2 separate regions of the Homo sapiens genome follow, and region 2 is linked to region 1. A link is an interaction called in ENCODE POLR2A ChIA-PET data of the cell type or tissue named here. Cell type or tissue: MCF 10A. All regions are shown on one strand. Each heading gives the region's core, and the rest is flanking DNA. Links, peaks and the distances in the headings are about the cores only.

Region 1 (8,000 bases), core at 1-4,000:
TCAAAACAGATAAAAGGGTACTGAACCAGCAATCAAAATATTGACTTCCAAATTCTAGATAAGATTTTGTTTTCATTAGTTTAAATATTAAGTTAAAGTGATAAATTGTAATCACTTTCTCTTTTCCTCACTTCCCACCCCCCCCCGGCCTCTGGAATTCCTTGTTTCTCTTCTTTCAATCCCACATAGGTCGTTCTGCCTTGTATTCCCTTTGTCTGCACTAAGCTGCAACTTTGAATGCACATGGGGTGGCGAGGAAGGAAGAAGAGTAAGAAAACAGGAAAAACGAAGTAGGATAGAGAGAGCAGCCTCTTTGTCTTTACAGCAGAGAATCAGACACCCAATTAGTCACAGCAAAGGGGATCACTGTGCCTGGCAATTCTGCTCCACTCAAAACTAGTATGTATGGACTGAACACCTCCCTGTGTCAGGCACTAAGCTGGGTCCAGTGGAGTAGCAGTGATGAATAAGACATGACCTCTGCCTGTGCCAAGAGGCAGTATGGGGCAGCGGTGATGGCATGGCTTGTGGGACCAGGCCAACCCAGTTCCTTACTTGTTCTGTGTACTTGGACTTATTATTTCACTGAATTTTTTTTGCCTTAATTTCCTTATCTGTGAGATGAAGATGAATAATGGCGTCATTTTAAAGGACTGTTTGTGAATAAATGAAATAATCCTTGTAAAGCACTCATCATGGAGTTTTGCAGATAGGAGCACCCTCCTAAATGTTAGCTACAATTATTATTCATGAAAGAAAGCTCACAGTTTATAGTGAAAAGACACGCAGGAAACCAAGTCTACATATCAGCCTGGCTGGGAAGTGCCCTATCACAGGGGTCAGTTAATGCTTTGGGAACAGAGACAGAGTTGCTATTCAGAATGAAGGACTCAGGGGAGGCATTGTAGAGGAACAGGCATTTGTGGCAGATTTTAAATAATTGTGAGAAATGGAGCAAAATCCTCACTGGATCATTTCCATTACCCTTTGATCAATGTAGCTAGTATCCTCATGGCTTTCCAAGCATAGGAGTTTGATTTTTCTTTTATCCACACTTGGAGGCGTCATAAAACTATACAGGCAACTATTTAATTAGATATAGTCTGTCAATATGAACATGTTAGCATAGAGGACATATTTCTCTAAAATTGCCAAGGGAACATTTCAGTAAGCTTTAATTATGTAGGCACTGAGACTCACACCAAGACTGAGAAACATTCACCCAATAGAAAGCAAAGGAGGTCCTATGATTTTAGTTGCTTCTAGTTTGGAAAGGTATGACGGAAAGAAGATAGCCCCAGATAACCTGGCTTTAGCCTTCTCATCCAACTATTCCTCACCATTCTCCAATACAGGGCCTATGCTCTTTAGAAGCATGTATCTCTGTGGTCCTCCAAAGAGGAATCCATTCCTCATTCAAGCTCTTGCTCATCATGCTTTTTCTCTTCTTTTCTGTCCCTCTGGCCCATTCAAATCCTCCCCAAACTTTGAGATCTAGGACAAGGTCGCCCTTGTGGAGATATGTTAACGCCATCTCACAGTCATGCTTCACTTCTTTCCATCCCTGTCATACTAGCATCCCTCCTGTGGTTTTAGGGCCCATTCTCTTTTGTGGCCTTTATATTTAGTGTAGAGATCAGTCTCCTAAGTTCTACTGGAAATTTCTGGTCAGAGATGTTCTTGAATTTCATTTAAATCTTCAACTGTACCTAGTTTCATGTGTACAATAGGTGTTTAATGAAAGATTGTTGAATTCTTGTGCTCCTTTATGTTAGGACACGCACTGTTCTATGAGCAGTCCCATAATCCAGAAGATCTGGTGTCTCCTCTTTAAGGGATTACAGATTAGCAGTGGGATTGGCTGTGGTCAGGTAGAGAAGACAGAGAACCCTCCTGTGAAGCAGGAAGTGGTGAGTGCCAGGAGAAAGTTCAACGTGGAATCAAAAGAGGAAGACCCTACTCCGTCTTTTCATTGTGAATTCTCAGCTCTTAACTCAATGAGTGGCACAGGGTGAGTGCTCAGATATTTGTTGACTAAATTAAATGAATGACATCTAATTTGAGAATGAGGAAGCCTTGAAAGAAAGATATTTTATTAAGATTTATTAAGAAAGATGAGTTGCAGTTGAGAGGTATAGATGCAGTCAGCATATGGACAAAGAATCTTGAAAACATTTTTCTCCCCTAATACCCCCTTTTATACATTTTTCTGTTTAATCCTCTCTCACACCTGTAGACATAGCATTTCAGGGAATTATAGCCACTACCACCTTGTTTTCAAGGCCCTAATGAATTTGGAAATGTGATATCCACTTATGAGCTTGCATCACTTTGTGAACACATGGCTCCATGAACTGCCAAAAGAACTTTGGCACAAACTTCATAGAGTCAAGAGATCTTTCTTAATACCATCTGGCAACTACTCTGTGCTTACTCTTTGCCCCACCTTCTAAAAGTTTAAATGGAGGGGAAGAGCAGTTGTCACATGATTGAGTGTCAGTGTTCTAGTATCAGAGGGCCATGGCAGGCCTGTAGCAACATCTGGAATGTCCAAAGGTAACCCTGTCACTCTCTAGGGGTCACAGGGCATCACTTTCCTCTGTTTCTCTCTCTGTGTGTGTCTCTGTAAGCCAGCCCGATTCTATATTACATTTCCACCAACTACTATATTATAAATGCAGCTTATCCAGAGAGATGATATGCTTGCTTCAGTTTGGGTCAGCGATCCCCGGTGTGCTAGGCAGAATAATGGCCCTCAAAGAGGTCCACTCCTAATCCCTGGAATCTAGGAATATATTGCTTTACATGGAAAAAAACGAATTTTGTAGGTGTGATTCCGTTAAAGGTCTTGAGATGGGAAGACTAGCTTGGATTATCCAGGTGAACCTAATCTAATCTTATGGCTTCTTAAAATTGGAGAGCTTTTCCAGGTTGTGGTCAAAGAGGGAGATGTGTCTACCCACAGCCTGTAGATGGCCATGTTTGCAAGAAGGGTGTGTTAATTTTCTATTGCTGATGTAACAAATTACCACAAGCTCTCTTGGAAGGTTAGTGGAAGGCAAGGACTGGCATCTCTAATATAATTATGCATGTAATGATGAGTAGTGCAGAGATGTGACTCCAAAGCCTCGAGAAGGACAGACTAGCATCTCTGTAAGAGATCCAACTGTCTCCTTTTCCCCATGGGCCAATAATTTACCTGGATCTAAGAAATAATATTGTAACTGGCAGAAAGTACCTTCAGTACAAATTCTTCATTTTTGGGGTTAAATCATTTGGCAAAATGGTAAGATTAATATTATTGTAAAGATGATTGCTAGAAAAAAATTGTAACATTTCAAGTATGTGCATAAATAACAGACTTTAAAGCATTTTTGGGGATGAGATGCAAAATGAAGAGTGGGAGAGGGACTTTAGTAGCAATAAATAGAACTTGAGAATGGAATAGTTACATAAATAATCTATAGAATATTACAATAAGTAGAGTAAATTTTAAGTTCCTAGAGGAATTTTTGAAAATACCCACATTCAAAACCATGAATTCTTACTCAATTAGCATTTCATTTTGATTTTGGTACTGAAGCCAAAGATGTTGAGGGAACTGAAATGCTTGCTGGACTGGCTGTGGCTGTGGAGCCTGGAATTCTTCCATGAAGAGCGTGTGTGAGAGAACAAAATGTTTGTTTACATTCCTCCTGTGAAGGCAGTTGGGAAATAATCTAAGAAGCCCAATCCAAAAACAGAGATGTTCCATCCAGCCTTCTCTGTGATAGCCAAACTGCAAACGATCTGAATGCTCCACGAATGATTTACTGATGTATTTTAAATGAGTTATTGATGCATTTTAAGTTATTCTGATGATGTGCTTGGCATATGCTTAAAAGTACATTTACTGAGATGATGTGGGAATACCAAGTGTTTATTAAAACAATACAAAGTAATACAAATGGTATGGTTGTCACAATATAAAAATATCTAAAAGCTAAAGAGTTCTTTAATGGTGGAGAATTTTTTCCTTTTGAAAATTAAAAATATATTTTGTTGTAAAAATTACAACTGATTAGTATCAGTATGTAACATCCATGGAGTGCTGACTTTGCTAATCTCTGTGCACACATTGCCTTACTTATAGCAATGTTTAGCATTAACTTATCAGGTAGATACCATTGCCATGCACATTTTACAGATGAAGACACTGAGGTTTAGAGAGATTGTATAAATTTCCCAATGTAACACATCTAGTGGTGGAGCCAGGATCCCAGGAAGCCTAACTCGAGTTTAATAACCTAAATATCAATAAAATAGCTAATATCCTTGTCACTGTAAGTATGTGCCACTTACTGTTCTAAATGCTTTACAATTAACAGATCATGTAATCCTCACAATAATACTATTAGGCAGATTCTACTGTTATTACCATTTTATACAAAATGGTATAATACATACAAAATATGTATTTTGTATGTCTTCGTCAGCCTTAAAGCCACTTTTGAATTTTTTAGCATATTTTCCCAGAACATGTCAATTTTATTTCCATTTAAATTGCTTGAGATATGAGATGATGACATAGTCCCTGAAAATTTTATTCCCAGCTGTGTATCTCCCTGGAGTCTTTGACTTACTTCCATGTGGGCAGGAGGTGCTTTGCATCAGGCCACACCTGCCATCCTGGAGCCTCCTCACCCTCATCCTGGGGAATCCCTTCCCTCTTCTCAGGGTGAGAGCATCAGCTTCTCAGATACCACATCTTTCTTTGAATTAATTTATCAGTTTTGGGGCACTTCATTAGTAATCTTCTGGAGAAAAAGTTACACCAAGGGGTGAATTTATTGAGATCTTTTCTTTCTATTGGATTTCTACTGTGCTGTGATGAGTTTTAATTCTCAAGAGTTTTTTATGGCAACATATTCTTTTTTCATGTATGTAATATCTTTTTACAAATATTAATAACAGCTTTTAAAAAAATTTTGAATTTTTTTATTTCATGGATTATTTCTTCCAACTTCTTTTTTCTTTGCCTGTTTCTATCTTTCCTATTACAAAGCTAGAATCACTCCACATTTCTGATGATCTCGGTTGTCTTCTGTTGCAGGATGGGGCACTAATGAGCTATTGGGAAGCTCTGAATACAAGGGTGGCATCTGTGTCATGTGAGATTTGCTACAGAACTATCTGGCGGGATTAATTGCTGGGGGATATAATGTCAGTAAGAGTAGGTATTTTCTCTTGGGCTGGTCAGATTTTTCAAAGGATGATTTTGGAAGTTTCCATGTAGAAGACACATGCCCAGCTGCCAGCACTCTGGGGCCCAAGAGGGCAATTGAAAATTCAAATATAAGCCACTTGGGAGAAAAAAGGCAAAACCCAGGACTACCCAGGTAATTCCAAAAGCTTGTTCGCATTAATCTTGCAAGACTATAGCCAAAAATCTATTGGACCTTATAATAATCTCATCTTTAATAGTTCTAAAAGTTTTCTATTTAGGCCTGCGAGAATTTTCTTATATCCAGACTTAAATGTCTGCCATTGATAATCTTAGATTCCTGAATGATCCAGTAAGAAAACATTTCTATGACTCTATTACTCCATAATGCATAACATCTTCTTAAGGCTTTAGAGGTGACCGAGACAGTTTATATTATTTTGACAATTATTTGGTCAGACTTTTTTTAAATAATAAAAATTACAATTACAATACCTTTATTTTACAATTACATGTACATGTTGGCAGCTGGAGTCTTTCTTTATAGTTTCTTTATAAGTTAAAAAAGTAATAAAATTATAAATCTCATCCTAACTAGTAAAACCAAACAGTTATGGTTAAAAAGTTAACTTTAGTTCTTCAACTCTTTTCAGATCCTTGTTTCTGAGATGAACAGCCTGTTCTGTATATTTCTATATCTTTCTCTATGCTCATACAAACCTATATATAATTACAAATTTTAATTTGTTTTGTCTTTCACAAAAATTGGATCATATAGTACACATTACTGTGTAACTTGCTTTTTATACTTAGTGATGCATTATATTAATCCCTCCGGATTTTAAGATATAATTTTTTTTGACATGAGGACTTGCTCTGTTGCCCAAGCTGGAGTGCAGCGGCACGATCATGGCTCTGCCTCTGCCTTCCAGGCTGCAGTGATTGTCTCACCTCAGCCTCCCAAATAGCTGGGACTACAGTTGCATACCACTATGCCTGGCTAATTTTTGTGTTTTTCTGTAGAGACAGGTGCCGAGACCAGCTTGGTCAGGGAGACCCTAACCGAGCGGGCCTGAGCGTTAGAGGAATTAAAGACACACACACAGAAATATAGAGGTGTGGAGTGGGAAATCAGGGGTCTCACAGCCTCCAGAGCTGACAGCCTCAAACAGAGATTTACCCATGTATTTATTAACAGCAAGCCAGTGATAGGCATTGTTTTGATAGATTATAGATTAACTAAAAGTATTCCTTATGGGAAACAAGGGGATGAGCTGAAATAAAGAGATGGGTTTGGCTAGTTATCTGCAGCAGGAGCATGTCCTTAAGGCACAGATTGCTCATGCTATTGTTTGTGGTTTAAGAAAGCCTTTAAGCGGTTTGCTGCCCTGGATGGGCCAGGTGTTCCTTGCCCTCATTCCAGTAAACCCACAGCCTTCCAGCATGGGCATCATGGCCATCATGAACATGTCACAGTGCTGCAGAGATTTTGTTTATGGCCAGTTTTGGGGCCAGTTTATGGCCAGATTTTGGGGGCCTGTTCCCAACAGACAGGGCTTTGCCATGTTGCCCATGCTGGTCTTTAACTCCTGAGCTCAAGGGATCTCCCTGCCACAGCCTCCTAGAATGCTGGAATCACAGGTGTGCCTGACATCCGACTCCCTAGTTTTTAAAAGATTCACTTACCATTCAAAATAGGGAGTTATCATTCCTTATTTTGCCAATCAGTAAGTTTAAAATTCTTTTTTCTTCTACAAATAAGGCTGCAGTAAGTAGCCTTGTCTCTATATTCTTACACAAATATACTTTTATTTTTATGGAGTTGATTCCCAAGTGTGATATTGCTTGGGGCGTGCATGTTGGAAATTTTAATAAATATCACAAATTGCTTGTCAGAAACCTAAGACAATGCACATTTCTACCAACAGTGTAAGCTAATAGATAAGCAGTAATATCTCATTTTGCTTCATTTTGTATTTTTTGACCACTTCCAAGGCCCAGTGCCATTTAGTATGGCTGCTGGACATTTTAATTTCCTCTTCTGTGAATTTCCATCATTGTCCATTTTCCTATTATCTATTTTTAAATAAAAAAGCACTTGGATACTAGAGATATCATTTTTTGTCAATCATATATGTTGAAAATATTTTTTCTTGTCTATTATTTTCTTTCATAGTTTATTTGTTTATACCAAAATTTGAAAATTTTATCCATGCTCAGAATTTGATTTGAAATACTTTTATGAAATTATTGGAGTCAACTTCCCACTTTGTTTTTATATATCATGAGAAGTCAAAGAATCAAAGCAATATATTCTCACAACCATACGCATTTTCTCCCCATCCTCTTCAGCCTTGTGTCTATCATCCTGTTTCAGCACTTATAAAGTCACTTCTGTGGAATACTTGATTACAGACCTAGCCAATAATTTCTACGCTGGAATACATATTTATATATAAATACAATCCCTTAACTATGTAAACTATCTGCCCTATAGTACAAATTCCTTTACATAATATTCTTGAAAGTCTTAAATAGAAGCAGGCCAATCAAATTTCTTTAATAACTTTTTAAAGAATGTCAATCACATTCTTTAATAATTTATAGGAACTTGACATCGAGAGCATCCTCATGAATTCTATTGCCATGTTGTGTGCTATGGACTGAAGTTTCGTGTTCCACCAAAATTCACGTGTTGAAGTCTAATCCCCAGTGTGATTGTATTTGGAGGTGGGGCTTTTGGGAGATGATTTCACTCTCTTGAATGGGGTTAGTGCCATTATAGGAAGAGACACAA
Region 2 (6,154 bases), core at 2,155-6,154, 91 kb after region 1:
CACTCGGCCTGGCAGGCTATGCTCAGCTCATGCTACTGGTCTGGGTCCCACACCTGCCAAGGGTGAGCCCGTCATGGAGTGATGAGGGGTGTGTGAGGAAGTATGGGGTCTGGCCACTGCACACAGCCAGGCATGCTGGCTGCAGCAGGGTGGGCAGCTCCAGGTGCTGGCATGAGCACCCGCTTCCTGCAAGTCTGTGGCTGGACCAGGCATACCATAAGCAGCTTCCACAGCTGACACCAAGAATGCAGTGGTGCCTGGAAGCTTGGAGACATCAGGAACCATAAAGTTCCAAAGAGGGTGTTACAGCCTGGCTTAGGGAGCTCCTAGGTCTGGGCTCCCCAAAGGGTCGCAGCTCTTCTCTCCATCTCTTTTCTCTCCTTGTCACCCACAACATGGTGAGCAAGGGGCGTGTTTCAGCCCTGTTGGTGTTACAGCTCTTTTAGCCCGGCTATTTGGTGGGCCCCAAGTTCTTGTCCTGCGAACTGGAAGAATGAGGTATGCAGACAACTGAAGAGTGAGCAAGGTGAAGAAGAGCTTTATTGAGTGATAGAACAGCTCAGAGGAGACTTGCAGTGGGTCACTCCTTTCTGCAGCCAGGGTGTCCCGAAGAGTGTTCAGTTCCTAGCAGAGAGGAGCTGCCATCACTACTAGACCATATGCTCCAAAGGACATTCATTATTCTGTTTTATTCATTACTGTATACCAAACACCTAGCTCAGTGCTTAATACTGGTTGAAATTAAAAAAAAAATTGCCCAATGAATGTTCTCCACATATCAGTTAAATGATTAGAAGTCTAGACTATTCTTTAAAGAAGAAGCTGGATATTTCTTTTAGCATTCCTCTAGCTATTTATTGCTTACTTATATTTTGATTTATATTCAAGAACTCAGTTTGACAATGCTTTGTGGTTTCATTGACCAGAAATAAGAAATATGCAAAAATAATCAGATTTCCTGATCTCTTCTTAGAACCAGTGTTTTCTGATGACTCAAAATGCTATTCATGTGCAGGTTACCCTGAGAAAGATAGTAGAAGGTCTTTCTGTTCATTATTTGGCCATGACAAGCTCAGACATGAGGAATGATTCCACAAAGTATCATAATAAATATTAAATAAATAAAATTGTCACATATGCAGCATATTTGTCAAAATATAATTTTATCTAAGCATAAAGTGGATTTCATTTAAAAAGCTGTGATCTGAGAATATAAATGTGTTTATTCCTTCTTGGATTTATTTCTTTTGATGTACCTATATTTGCATATTACTTTTAGTATCCTTATTTACATGTTTTTCAAAATTTGAGTCAGGAGACATAAAGGAATTAATCCATTCTACATATTTTTCTTGTTAAAAATGCTTTTTTGGGGGGCAGTTTTCCTTCCTTAATGGATTCTGAGATCCTAGCTACAGATATTGCTAATGGACAGAGGAAATGTCTCCAAATGATTCTTGGATAGAGATTTTCTATACTTATCTATATCTATCATCTATCTATCTATCTATCTATCTATCTATCTATCTATCTATCATCTATCTATGTATCTATTTATTGACATAAATATAGATATATATATGTATACATAAAAATATAATTCTTATAAGCTGTAAATATTCATAGTGTTTTGAGAATTGCCATAGCTAAACTCAGCTGATGATGAAGATACTTCAAAATAATTATTTACACTTTTCAGCTATTTTTTTTAAACCTAGATTAAGCCTAGATTGACAAACTGGTAAAAGAAAAAGGAAATTTTACTCCTCGAGTTCATGCCACTTTTCACTGGGAAATATTCATCATGTAAAAGTGGTTCATAAATACCTGGACATTTTGCAATTTACCATGGTAGAAGTGTCCAATCTATATTATGCCCTAGCATTGGAAGCCTCAATTTCTGCTATGACCACCCAACTTCTTATATGTCTTATAAAGTATTTTTATGTTTTCAGGCGCTTCAACACTTTGTTTATAACAAATAAAAGCTTAATAACAACATATGCCTGTTTAAAAATATATCACCACAAAACATTTTATATAATTTTTAATTTTCTTAAGAATTTTTAACATGTTATAGATATATATAGATACATCAGTGTAGTTGTTAAAAACTAAAAACACTTTTTATTAAATGGAGTCACTACTAAGCACAGTGAATAGGGACTTAGGGACTTGCAATTCTACTGTATCAAATTGAACATTATGATAAGTATGATAATATGATTCTAGCTCTATGTTTATATTCAGTATTACAAAAGGAATATTTTCTAAAATATTAATATATGCTGGCAAATAGCCTTGTGTACCCATATGATATACTTTTTCAGTTTCACCAAGTTATGTAATGATGATTCTTAATCGTTGAAAAATGTGCCCGTCCCTTAATCTTTTCTGTCTTTCTTAATCTAATCCAGTAATATGCATCATGGAATGAACTGATTTCAAAATGTAATCCAACTTAACTCATAACAAGTGTTTAAAAAATACATTTATATTCAAATCTAAAAAATAATAGTTTCAATGTGTTAAGTGAATATTACTCTAGGAGATGCATTTACTATATCTTTATACGCTATATCTGTTTTGAGTTATATATCTGCAGCAGCTGGTTAAAACTCTTAAAAATCTCCATTTCAACATAGAAATCCAAGTGTATGTTTTCTTAAAAGATACAATTATAGCCTTACAAAATGTAAATCAAAAATATTAACATTGTTATTATACTAATTCCCAGGTGCTCACAAGACTTTAAATGTTTATAAAGGTTAATAATTCTTTATAAGGGTTCTATGTCTTCAACAAATCTTCTACTTATGCTTGTATTTGTGAGACAGATACATGATTTCAGATGAGGGAACTCTCACAAGAGAAACTCCAGTTCACCATGACAACACAGACCTCCTGCCACTTTGGATCTCAAAACGTCAGGACCGTTCGAATGCTGAAATGTAAAATGAGAGTTTTTAATGACTTGTTTTCATATCTTTCAAGAAAGGATAGTTTAAACAATTGTCCTTTCTATCTGTCATAGAAACTTCAAGTAAATTCTGTTATTGGAAATCCTCTGGGCTCAAAGTCCTTAACAATTAGTTTTCTTTGTTACGCAACTCTGATAAGGGTATCTGAGCTAATTCTGAAAGCATCAGTATAATTTCAGTATGCCAACAAGAGGGAAGTGGTTTCCAGGTTGAGGAGAAAGCATGAACAAGCCTAGGAACATGTGAACAGGAAAGGTAATCCAATATGTTTAGATTTCTGGGTGCCCAAGAGATCCTGCAAGTAGATGAGACCTACTTCCCTCACTTTATCCCAAAAGCCTGCTGCAGAGGGTGATAGAATGAATGCCAAATTCTTAACTGTTGAAACAAAATAGGTTTTAGTTCAATAATAAAGGCTTTCAAAACCATGCTAAGACATTGGCATTTTGGCAAAACTTGAGCTTGGCAGCTTAGTGAAAGACTAACTGGAATGTATTTTAATACAGAAGGTGGAAAACCTATTATCTCACTACCATGTCCATGTCAGAAATGATTAGACTGAATTAAAGCAATGAGCGTGGGCAATGAGATGAGGGATTCTGAAGGAGAAATCAAGGGTTGCATCATCAAGGCTTAGAATTGGTTTGTATGTGGTAGGCAAGAGTGAAAAAGAAGTCAGACATGATGCTATGGCTTCTCATCTATAAAAGAGGAACGCATAATATAATGACTGAGATAAAAATTACTGGCGAAAAAATATTTCCAAGTGGGACATTCAAATAGAGCTGTGCAGGAAGTAGGTGGAAATTGAAGAGTTTAGGTTTACAAATGTTAGTTTGGATGTCCCTGCTTTAAGGTGATATTTGAAGCAAAATTCCTGAAAGCAGAATTTATGTTTCTTTGGAAAACAAATAGTAATTATTTTCCAAGCAGGCCATACTAAGCTGTTAGTTTTGCTTATCTGAGTAAAGTAGTACTGAGTGGTTCTGACAGTTTTTCTTACAAAATCCCATTGTTTACTTGCTTAAAAAAATGTATGTTCATAATATGATGATCCTGTAGGCTAGACCAAATGTGGAGACAAGACACAACATTGAAAAATCTCTCAGGTAAAAAAAAAAATTAGTAAAAATTTGGATCTCAATATACAGTTCCTTTTACTAATGAAATCCACGTCCTTGGCACATAGTGGAAGCTCAATAATTATTTATAGGCCCAATGAGTGAAAGTCATTTCATCTTGTAGACAGGCTTTTTGATTGCTGTTTGAGACCTCCATGAGGTAGATGTTGTAGATAAAATTTGCATGAATTCATACTTGACCTCTATCCTTGCCCAACCCTCAGAAGCAACAAGAGTAGTAATCATCACACCCATGTTTACCCAAAGCTTGCCAAGCTCTGTCAGAGAAGTTTGTTATATGGTCAAAAGAGCACAAGTTTTGCAATTAGTTTATATCCTGGCACTACCCCAGGAGGTTTGACCAGTTATTTATTTGCTTTCACAACCTTGGTCTTCATCTAAAAATGGTAAAAATAATACCTGGCTTACAGGGATCTGAATAATGCACATTTGAGAAAGCACTTTGAAAACTGTAAAATAAGGAAATTTTGTGGCTTACTTGAAATAAATAGCAGCTTTATGATGAAATAAAAATAGCCACAATGAAATCAACTAGGTAAACAAAATCCAAAAGATTTTAAAAAATTGATTAATATAGTACAATGGCATACTAAGTTGGTGATATGGTTAGACTTTGTGTCCCCACCCAAATCTCATCTTGAATTATAATCCCTATAATCCCTACATGTCAAGGGAGAGACCAGGTGGAGGTAATTGAATCATGGGGCAGTTTCCCTCATGCTGTTCTCATGATAGTGAGTGAGTTTTCACAAGATCTGATGGTTTTGTAAGGGGCTCTTCCCGCTTTGCTCGACACTTCTCCTTCCTGCAGCCTGTGAAGAAGGTGCCTTGCTTCCTCTTTGCCTTCCACCATGATTATAAGTTTCCTGAAGCCCCCAGCCATGCTGAACTGTGAGTCAATTGAATCTGTTTGCTTTATAAATGACCCAGTCTCGGGCAGTTTTTTTTTTTTATAGTAGTATGAAAATACACTAATGCAGTGGGTAAAGAGAAGTAATTAGCTGTATCAATCTGGCTAGATTAAATAATTAGAAATAAAATATGAAGAAAACAGGCACATTTATAAGTACTAAATTTTAAAAGTAGCCTGTGGAGAAGAGACAAGATCATCATAAGAAACAGTTACCTTTGTCCTGAATTGAGCAGCTCAAATCCTTCACTGATTTTTTTAAATGGTAAAACATGAGTTATCAACTGGTCCAGGTCAAATTTCTTTGCCAGGAACTCAGTCACTAGTTTTGGGACATCATCTCTGCTTTTCAAACCTGCAAATAAGCACACATTTTCTCTTTAGACATTACTAAATAATCCTTATCTTTTATTATGTTATATTTATTCCTTCTCTTTCCTGCACTATGACTTTCCCTGTGTTAGATCATTCCCAGCAGTGTACAAATAAGCTGTATTTGTCCCAGCATAAGAAACAAAAGTTATGCAGCCATAAAAAAGAATGAGTTCATGTCCTTTGCAGGGACATGGATGAAGCTGGAAACCATCATTCTCAGCAAACTAACACAGGAACAAAAAACCAAACACCGCACGTTCTCACTCGTAAGTGGGAGTTGAACAATGAGAACACATGGACACAGGGAGGGGAATGACACATACCAGGGCCTGTCGGTGGGTGGCAGGCAAGGGGAGGGAGAGCATTAAGACAAATACCTAATGCATGCGGGGCTTAAAACCTAGATGATGGGTTGATGGGTGCAGCAAACCACCATGGCACTTGTATTCCAACGTAACGAACCTGCACGTTCTGCACATGTATCCCAGAACTTAAAGTAAAATAAAAATTAAATTAAATTAAAAAGAAACAAAGGTTAAAAAAACTCTTCTGATACCCACATCTCCTTCCAGTCACCCCATATCTTTGCTTCTATTGCAGAGAAACTTCTTTACTTTACAGAAAGAATTGTCTTCAGTTCACTGTTTCTGGATCCTGTTCCTTTCCTCTCACCCTCTCTGAGCCCACTCTGATTACGCTCTTGCCCCCAGCACTGTCCTGTAATGGATATCATCAAGGTCATCTTT

The links. Peaks named below come from ENCODE experiments on the same cell type or tissue, not always from the same donor. Only the 100,000 strongest peaks of a DNase experiment are listed, where the experiment ranks them.
Region 2: POLR2A ChIA-PET joins it to region 1 with 6 read pairs; 1 of 35 experiments calls an interaction of 5 or more read pairs at or near these places.

What each region holds. Positions count from the first base shown.
Region 1 is chr4:99,321,514-99,329,513 of GRCh38, forward strand. No RefSeq gene overlaps it. Among named protein-coding and RNA genes, the nearest start is that of ADH1B, 4.1 kb to the left of the region's middle. RefSeq lists a promoter at 1-160 and an enhancer at 54-160. In MCF 10A, for the core only: no CTCF peak of the experiment used is centred there; DNase peaks (open chromatin) are centred at 2,378 and 3,658.
Region 2 is chr4:99,410,229-99,416,382 of GRCh38, forward strand. It overlaps ADH7 (alcohol dehydrogenase 7 (class IV), mu or sigma polypeptide), which reads right to left. Exons shown (of 9, transcript NM_000673.7): 8 at 5,250-5,388; 9 at 2,035-2,944. The coding sequence ends at 2,920. Among named protein-coding and RNA genes, the nearest start is that of ADH7, 22 kb to the right of the region's middle. In MCF 10A, for the core only: no CTCF peak of the experiment used is centred there; a DNase peak (open chromatin) is centred at 4,403.